3 separate regions of the Homo sapiens genome follow, and regions 2 and 3 are each linked to region 1. A link is a loop called in an ENCODE intact Hi-C map of the cell type or tissue named here. Cell type or tissue: A673. All regions are shown on one strand. Links, peaks and the distances in the headings refer to the core of each region. The heading gives the core; the rest is flanking DNA.

Evidence for each region. Hi-C counts contacts between places; a loop is a spot of excess contacts. Peaks named below come from ENCODE experiments on the same cell type or tissue, not always from the same donor. Only the 100,000 strongest peaks of a DNase experiment are listed, where the experiment ranks them.
Region 2: a loop joins it to region 1, with 13 times the contacts of the local background. A loop is called at or near these places in 54 of 110 quality-filtered maps.
Region 3: a loop joins it to region 1, with 10 times the contacts of the local background. A loop is called at or near these places in 33 of 110 quality-filtered maps.

Annotation. Positions count from the first base shown.
Region 1 is chrX:19,332,651-19,336,580 of GRCh38, reverse strand. No RefSeq gene overlaps it. Among named protein-coding and RNA genes, the nearest start is that of PDHA1, 9.3 kb to the left of the region's middle. In A673, for the core only: CTCF peaks have their summits at 1,380 (motif pointing right) and 2,277; DNase peaks (open chromatin) are centred at 1,380 and 2,290; H3K27ac peaks cover 692 bases.
Region 2 is chrX:18,930,853-18,933,352 of GRCh38, reverse strand. It overlaps PHKA2 (phosphorylase kinase regulatory subunit alpha 2), which reads left to right. Exons shown (of 33, transcript NM_000292.3): 12 at 1,605-1,712. Among named protein-coding and RNA genes, the nearest start is that of PHKA2-AS1, 42 kb to the right of the region's middle. In A673, for the core only: a CTCF peak has its summit at 1,172 (motif pointing left); a DNase peak (open chromatin) is centred at 1,162.
Region 3 is chrX:19,016,042-19,018,541 of GRCh38, reverse strand. All of the region lies in intron 15 of ADGRG2 (adhesion G protein-coupled receptor G2), which reads left to right. All of the region lies in intron 2 of LOC101928415 (a long non-coding RNA gene), which reads right to left. Among named protein-coding and RNA genes, the nearest start is that of PHKA2, 33 kb to the right of the region's middle. In A673, for the core only: a CTCF peak has its summit at 1,077 (motif pointing left); a DNase peak (open chromatin) is centred at 1,031; H3K27ac peaks cover 329 bases.

The sequences.
Region 1 (3,930 bases), core at 818-3,317:
CAACTGGTAGATTTAATCAAAAGATATCCCGAGCTGCACACAGTGGCACATGCCTGTGGTCCCAGCTACTCAGGAGTCGGGAGGATCACTTGAGCACAGAGTTTGAGACCAGCCTGGGCAACATAGTGAGACCCCAACTCAAAAAAAAAAAAGGTATCCTGAGTTCTTTGGAAAGGCTCCAGAAAGCCAAGATTTCAAATCTCTACAGTTCTTCAAAGATGAAAGAATTGCGAAAATCATATAGGAAAGAACCCACTTATGTGGGCAACTAAAATTTAAGGAGTTGAGGACTTAGTAATTCTCAAAGTGCACCTCAGACAAGCAGCATCAACACAAACTGGGAAATCTGTTAGAAATGCACGTTCCCAGACCCCATCCCAAACCTCCTGAATAAGAAACTCTGGGAGTGGAAACCTGCAATCTTTGATTTAAAAAGTTCTCCGGGCTGGACACGTTGGCTCACGCCTGTAATCCCAGCATTTTGGGCGGCTGAGGTGGGAGGACTGCTTGAGGTCAGGCATTTGAGACCAGCCTGGCCAACATGGTGAAACCCCACTGCTACTAAAAATACAAAAATTAGTTGGGCGTGGTGGTGCACCTGTGGTCCCACCTACTTGGGAGGCTGAGGCAGGAGAATCGCTTGAGACTGGGAGGTTAAGACTGCAGTGAACTGTGATCACACCACTGCCCTCCAGCCTGGGTGCTAGAGCAAGACCCTGTCTCAGAAATAAAATAAAATAACAAGCTCTCCAGGTATTTTGGATGCCAAGTTTGAGGACCATAGATGTACTTTTTAACAAAGGACAATTCCGCCAGGTGGCATTCCAACATGAGAAATAACAAACAGATCTGTTCTGCAGTTTCAGAAAAATTCCACCAGGTGACTCACTAACCTGCGTACAGCCGTCCCCTTTATCCACGGTTTTGCTTTCTGCAGTTTCCGTTATCCACGGTCAACCTCTGCCAAAAATATTAAACAGAAAATTCTAGAAATAAACAATTCATGTTTAAAATTACATACTGTTCTGAGTAATGTGATGAAACCTCGCACCGTCCTGCTCTGTCCCGCCTAGGCTGTGAATCAGTACTTTGTCCACGGTATCCACACTGAATATGCTACCCCTCATTCGTCACTTAGCCATCTTGGTGATTAGATGGAAAAAGCCAGTATACAGAGAGCTTAGTACTATTCAAAAGTTTCAGGCATTCACTGGGGGACTTGGAACATATCCCCTGAAGATAAGGGTTGGCAGGGACCACTATAGTGGGAAAAACATATTTGTCCTGCAATTACGCGACAATTCTACCTGGTGGCACTCTAACCTGAGTAATAGGGAAGACCCTCATAAGCAATTGCAGGCAAATTCCATCAGGGGGCGATGTAATCAGAGTAATAAGAAAAACATATCTGTGTGCAATTACAAGAAAATGTTACTAGGTGGCACTCCAATCTCATTAATAAGAAAAACACCGCTACACCCCAGCCCGGACAACAGAGCCAGACTATTTCAAACAGAAAAAAGAAAAAAATCTCACCGGGTGCGGTGGCTCACGTTTGTAATCGCAGCACTTTGCGGGGGCCAAGGTAGGCGGATCACTTGAGGCCAGCAGTTGGAGACCAGTCTGGCCAACATGGCGAAACCCCATCTCTATTACAAAAGTACAAAATATGTCCCGGCGCGGTGGCTCACGCCTGTAATCCCAGCACTTTGGGAAGCCAAGGTGGGCGGATCACGAGGTCAGGCTTCTGAGACCAGCCTGGCCAACATGGTGAAACCCCATCTCTACTAAAAATACAAAAATTGGCTGGGCATGGTGGCGCGTGCCTGTAATCCCAGCTACTCGGGAGGCTGAGGCAGGAGAATCGCTTGAACCAGGGAGTTGGAGATTGCAGTCAGCTGAGATCACGCCACTGCACTCCGTCTCAAAAAAAATAAAAATAAAATAAAGAGTACAAAAAATTAGCCAGGCGTGGTGGTGTGCACCTGTAGTCCTAGCTACTCTGGAGACTGATGGGAGGATCACCTGAGCCTGGGAGGTGGAGGCTGCAGTGAGCCGAGTGCATGGCGCCACTGCACTCCAGCCCAGGCGACAGTGAGAACCTGTCTCAAAAAAAAAAAAAAAAAAAAAAAAAAAAAAAAAAAAAAAATCTGCCCTACAATCCTGCAATTTACATGACAACCCCACAGGGGGCATTCTAACATAAGAGATACAAAAATATATTCTGCAATTACACAAAATTCCACATGATGACACTCTAACACAACAAATTAAAAATTGTTATGCAATTATGTAAAAAGTCCACATCTAACATAAGAAATAAAAAGCCAGCTCTGCAGTTACATAAGAATTCCACAGGTGGTGCTGTAACATAATGAGAAAATTTGTCACGTGTCTGGAATTCTCTTGGAATTTAGTCAAGAACCATATTAATACATGGTGATAAACTTATAGAATTTATTTACTTGGTAAATTAAAATGTAAGTTAAAATTTAGTACATATGATTTGAATATATCTTAATATAGGGCTTATTCTTTGCATTTTAATGACTTGTTTGCACATTATTCCTACCAGTAGTAGATCCTCTGGGGCAGAAATCAAATAATCTAATTTTTCAATCTCCTCAACCTCTACTACAGTAGTTGATGCATAATAGGAAGAATGAATTAAAAACGTGAGGCTGGACATGGTGGCTCATGCCTGTAATCTGAGTACTTTGAGAGGCCGAGGTGGCAGATCACCTGAGGTCAGGAGTTCGAGACCAGCCTGGCCAACATGGTGAAACCCCGTCTCTACTAAAAATACAAAAACCAGCTGGGCGTGGTGGCAGGCGCCTGTAGTCCCAGCTACTTGGGAGGCTGAGACAGTTGGACGGGTAGGGGGAAATGTGATCAAGACTGGAATAACGATGTTCTTTTCAATGCCTTCAAGTTGAGATTTTTTTTAAAAAATAGTGAACTAAAACATAAGCAAAATTAAGTTTATTTTTAAAAAGTAAGACCTGTAGTCCTAGCTATTTGGGAGGCTGAGGTGGGAGGATCACTTGAACCCGGGCTGTAGTGATCTGAGATTGCACCACTGCACTCCAGCCTAGGCGACAGAGTGAGACCCTGTCTCAAAAAAAAGAAACTCAGTAAGAAAATTAGGTTTGATTGTGCTTTCAGAAGCTATTGAAACTATTTCAGTAACTTAGTTATTCAGGAACATGGTTTTCCAATTAACTGGGTTGATGGCCCAGAGGAGCCTGGAAAAGCTGCCTTTAGGGTCCCCACAGGATTCATCCCAGAAGGGAGTGTCTCACTCTGCCCAAGGCTGGGCTGCACCAGCAGCTGCAGAAGGACAAGGCAAGGGCCCGGTGATTTGCAGACCAGACACACTCGAGGCCAGGCTGGAGCTCGCTTAGGAAACCTGGGAAGCAGCCAAGCTCCCTTCCTGCCAGCTGGAGGCTCTTTCTGGTGCTAATTGCTGCCTCCTCCTTTTTGAGATCCCCCGAAGCCACAGAGTCCTGTTCCCTCATTCCATCAAAGCCTGCTTTCCTGGAGGCTCACCAGCTAATGTACCCCTGATTATTTCCAGTTCCACAGCCCGAAAGCTGTTTCTAAATCGGAAATCCGAATCTTCTGTCCTGACCGGCCTCTCCGTCTGACTGCCCTCAAGTTCACGGTCACACTGCTAACTTCAGGTCCAGTCTCCCTCACCACCTTCTGTTTTGCCTTTGGGAAGGGAATTTGCGTTTTCTTCCCAGCTAAAGACCTAAACTCCAAAGAAATCTCAAATGGTGGTGTTTTAGGCATCAGCCACTGATTAGGGATTGGTCAAAGACAAATCCAGGGCTCTTCCTGGCACTGGGCTGCGCTTTGGCCCCTGGTCTGCATTGCTCACACAGCTGGGAACTCCTGGGGCCCTGGGCTTTGACTCGCAGGGATGTT
Region 2 (2,500 bases), core at 1-2,500, 400 kb after region 1:
AGCTGGTCCATGAGATGGAGGGCAGTGGCAGCAGCAAAAGCATAGCACCTTTGAGGACCTGTGGGCAGTTCAGAAGGACCGGTGTGCAGAGAGGCAGAGGGGGATGCCTCCATGCGGGGCAGGAGGTGGCTCATGGGTGGGAGGAGTGCAAAGCCAGGCTGTCTTGTAAACTGGACACCTTGTCTGCTCTCTATTGAATATTTCTCATTCTACATCTCTGCAGTCTTTTTTTTTTTTTTGAGACAGAGTCTCACTCTGTCACCCAGGCTGGAGTGCATTGGCACAATCTTGTCTCACTGCAACCTCTGCCTCTCAGGTTCACGTGATTCTCCTGCCTCAGCCTCCTGAGTAGCTGGGATTACAGGCATTTGCCACCATGCCTGACTAATTTTTGTATTTTTAGTAGAGACAGGGTTTCGCTGTGTTGGCCAGACTGGTCTCGAACTCCTGGCCTCAGGTGATCTGCCCACCTCAGCCTCCCAAAGTGCTGGGATTACAGGTGTGAGCCACCATGCCTGACCTTTCAGTCTTTCTTAACACGACTTACATTTCAAATAGTTTTAACATACTACCTGATTATCATACAAGTAATTCTGTGCACGACAAAACATCTAGGATTCTGTAGAAAGAAGAAAACGTTATCTCTAATTCTACCACCCAAAGATTATGACATTTTGGAGAATCTCCTTCCACACTATTGTCCTATTGGATTATTTGATTACTAATGACATTTAATTCTGTTCAGTTCATGCACTAAAGTTTTTCTTATTGAAAAAATTTTAAATTTTACTAAATATGTTAATAACATCATTGATTAATCTGCAAGCAGAAGATGAGTCTCCTCATGGTGTGATGTTCCCCTTGGGAGAAGGATGTTTCCTATTTCCTTTGGTTGACTTACGTTTTCTGGAAGACAAAAGCGGTCACTGACATTACCCCCAACCAATGATGTGATGACTGAAATGTCAAAGTCCAGCATGGAGTTTAAAAGAGAGAAAGTTGCAGACTAGCTTACAATGCGCAGCCAGCCCTGTCCTCCAGAAAGAACACCAAAGTTTATTTTGCTGAGACAGAAGCCCCCCAGTGGGTTCAGCTTTTTGAGGCCCTGAAGGAGGGGTTACAGGCTAGTAGTCCAAGTGTTTTTCCTCGGTAAATAGTGCCACCTTCTGGCAATTCTCTTGCATTAGGCGCACAGTTTATAAACCCCTAGGGATGGCTCCAGCGATGCACCGCCACAGCTGGAGGCTGATGTTTTCCATCATTTCACCCATCATGCAGCCAATTGTAAGCATGAGCCATGAGAGTTCTCATGGCCAGAGCTGTGCGCAAAGCAGGCAGGCCAGGCATCCGGTGCTCGTGGCCTTGCGTGTGCCTGTAGGAAGAGTGCTTGTCCAGAACCAGGCCGCGATTTGACTTCCACCTCCGCTGCTTTGTAGCCTTGCAGCCCCGAGGAAGGGGCTTGCTCCCCAGCCTCCTGGCACCTGCACAGAATTGGCCTGGAGGATGAGTACCATTTCATAAATCCTCAGTGCATTCCCCATGGTCAGGTATCATGGCCATTTTATCCTCTGACTTTCTGACTTTGGATTTGTCTCTCTTTCCAGGTAGATGAAGAGTACAAGAATCCTCACACAGTAGACCGAGTTCCTATGGGGAAGGTGCCTCATCTGTGGGGCCAATCCTTGTACATCCTCAGCTCGCTGTTGGCAGAGGTAGGGGCTTAGTGGCCTCACAGACTGGAAACCATGTGATTGGAGGTTCAGGGAACCCCAGAAGGGCATAGGGACTCTCTGCCAGGCGTGCGTGTGGATGTCTTTTGCATCTTCATTCGTTTAAGGTCAACTGGACCGTGTTGGCTCCGGGGCTTGACTCTCAGCCTTGTGTGTCCATATTTCCATTAAACCAGCTCAGGTCCATGAGGGCCCAGCACTCCCCATCACCCCCTGCCAGCATTCTTCCTCTGTGGCTAGAATCTGTTCCAGTTGATGGTCAGAGGAGCTGGAAGTTTCTGGGCCAGGATTGTTAGCACATCTGATCCTAGAAGATACAAGATTTGGGAAATGACTAGATTGGCCCCTAGGTGCCCCTGCCCCAGTCTTAGGAGCAGGAAGCACAAGGGCCACAGATCTCTACAGAAAGAGGTGGCGGGCCGGATTTTCTCTGGTGAATTTTGTGTCAGGTGTTGCCCCGGACAACCTGCAGCACCCTTCCTTCTGCAGACAACTGCCTCTTGACACCTTTCTTTTTGTTCACCATTGACTTGTCCCCAGGCTTTTGTTTTAATATGCAAATACTTTGGAGCCGCCTCAAATGAATCCCCCACTCCTCAGTATGAGTGACCTTATCAGATGGGCTGTCGTTCCTGAGAGGGTCCTGCCCAGCTGAGTGCTTCGGCTGGACCCCGGGGAGGCAGGGAGGGGAAGGAGCCCAGGGAAGGGCTGAGGGGCTGCCAGGCTCTAGAAAAGGCAGAAGGGGTGGTGGGTCAGCATGCCACCGGGTT
Region 3 (2,500 bases), core at 1-2,500, 320 kb after region 1:
TGTAAACCTAAAATTAGTTCCAATAAAAAGTTAAAAAAAAATACTGATTCCCAGTCACCAGGCTCAGAGATTCTGATTTAATTGGCCTGGGATATAGCCTAGGCATTAAGGCCCTTCTGGACCAGGCAAGGTAGCTCACGCCTGTAATCTCAGCACTTTGGAAGGCCCAGGTAGGAGAACTGCTTGAGCTCAAGAGTTCAAGATCAGCCTGGGTGAGATCTCATTTCTACTAAAAAATTAAAAAAAAACAAACAAACAAACAAACAAAAAACTGGGCATCGTGGCACGTGCCTGTAGTCTGAGGTGGGAGAATCACTTGAGCCCAGGAACTCAAGGCTGCAGTGAGCTATGTTCATGCCACTGCACTCCAGCCTGGGCAACAGAGCAACACGCTGTCTCAAAAAAAATAAAAATAAAAATAAAAATAAAAGCCCTGCTGGCGATTCTAATGTGCAACCAAAGTTGAGAATTGATGCCTTAAAATCATTGCTCCAATGGAGGGAAACTGGGAGATGGGTGCTCCAAAACAGCAAAAGACTCTGAAAGTCACACATGATGTGACCACAGGTGTATACATAGAAAAAAACAGGGAGGACAGGAATGAAAATGTTCACTGTGGTTCCCCATGAGTGACCTGCCTGCTGGCATTATGAGTTTTGTTTGTTTTTTTTTTTTACTTTTTCTTTTCTTTCTTACTTTGCAGCATTTTCTATATTCTTCTACAATCAGATAAAAATTGTATTTGGAAAAAAAGGACTTAAAAAAATCTGTGTAGCTTCTCAGATGGGAAGAGAAGGCTAAGTGTAGCCTGTCTGCCCTTTGTGGGCCAGATTTCTGGGATATACTAATATTAAAACGTTGGACCTTGAGGAACAGGTAAAAGTCTTTGGTTAAGGATTTGTAGCAGGATTTTCTGCAATAGAAAGTAAAGAGTAACATGCCCCATTCAGCTTCACATGCCCCATTAAGCTGGAGCATTGAGCCCCATTTTGGGGATAGAGTTTCTGGAAGCATTGGGATCGGATCAGAAGAGCATCCCTCTTTTGACGCAGCCCCACTGACCCCTAGTGGCTGCCCCTAGTGGTTAAGAAGAAGAAACAGGAATAGAAAAGGGGTCAGGATGTGAAACTGATGTCCAGTTAGGGCTCAGTCATTAACTAGCTGTGTATCCGTGTTCCAGAGCAGATGCTTTTTTACCTTCAGCATCTCAGATCAAATGAAGAAGTGAGTTAGAGCTCTGTAAAATTAGGAAATGGACTGGATCAACACTTCTCAAATATCACCGTGCACATCCATCACTCAGGATCTTGTTAAAATGCAGATTCTGATCCAGTAAGGCCTGGGCCTGAAAGTCTGCATTTCTGACAAGCTCCTCAGGTGAAGCCAGTGTTGCTGGTTCATGGACCCCACTTTGAGCACCGAGGGTCTGTATAGAGACTGTAGAGCAGTGCTAGTGGTTCTCAATCCTGGCTGCATGTTGAAATCCTCTGGAGCGTTTTAAAAACATTGATGCAGCTGGGCATGGTGGCTCACGCCTGTAATCTCAGCACTTTGGGAGGCCGAGGTGGGAGGATTGCTTGAGGCCAGGAGTTCGCGACCAGCCAGGGCAACATAGTGAGACCCTGTCTCTACAAACAGTTTTTAAAAATTAGCCGGGCAGGGTGATGTACACCTGTAGTCCCAGCTGCTTGGGAGACTGAGGTAGGAGGGGTCACTTGAGCCTGGGGAGTGGAGGCTGCAGTGAGTCATGATCATGTCACTGCATTCCAGCCTGGGTGATAAAGCAAGACCCTGTCTCTGAATGAATGAATGAATGAATTTAAAAATACATCGATGGGTGGGGGGAGGGGGGAGGGATAGCACTGGGAGATATACCTAATGCTAGATGACGAGTTAGTGGGTGCAGCGCACCAGCATGGCACATGTATACATATGTAACTAACCTGCACATTGTGCACATGTACCCTAAAACTTAAAGTATAATAATAATAAATAAATAAATAATAAAAAATAAAAAATAAAAACAAAAATACATCGATGCCTGCCTCCCACCCTCAGAGACTGGTGTAGGATGTGGCCTGGGCTTCCCAGTTTTTAAAAACTCCTGGGTGGGGTGGTTCTAATGTGCAGCCAAGTTCGAGAACCACTGGGCTAGAATTAGATGCCCACCCAGGGTCTTTCTAATATGTTGGTTCTTAGGTTTAACTGTACATTAGAAATACCTGGGGTATTTTTAAAACATACTGATGTGTCAAGGTGGCCTTCTAGGGTGCTGGAAATGCTCTGCTTTGATCTAGGTGGTGATTATATATAAAATTCGTCAAGCTCTAAATCTAAGATTAGTACACTTTATGCAGGCTACACCGCAGTAAAGAAGCACATTAAAATGCCATGCATTAAAATGGGCACTGCGCCCACCGCCAGAGGTTCCAGGTCAGCTGGTTTGGAGTGGGAGCCCAGGCATCGGTGCCGAGGTACTCTGAGGGGTTCAGATGTACTG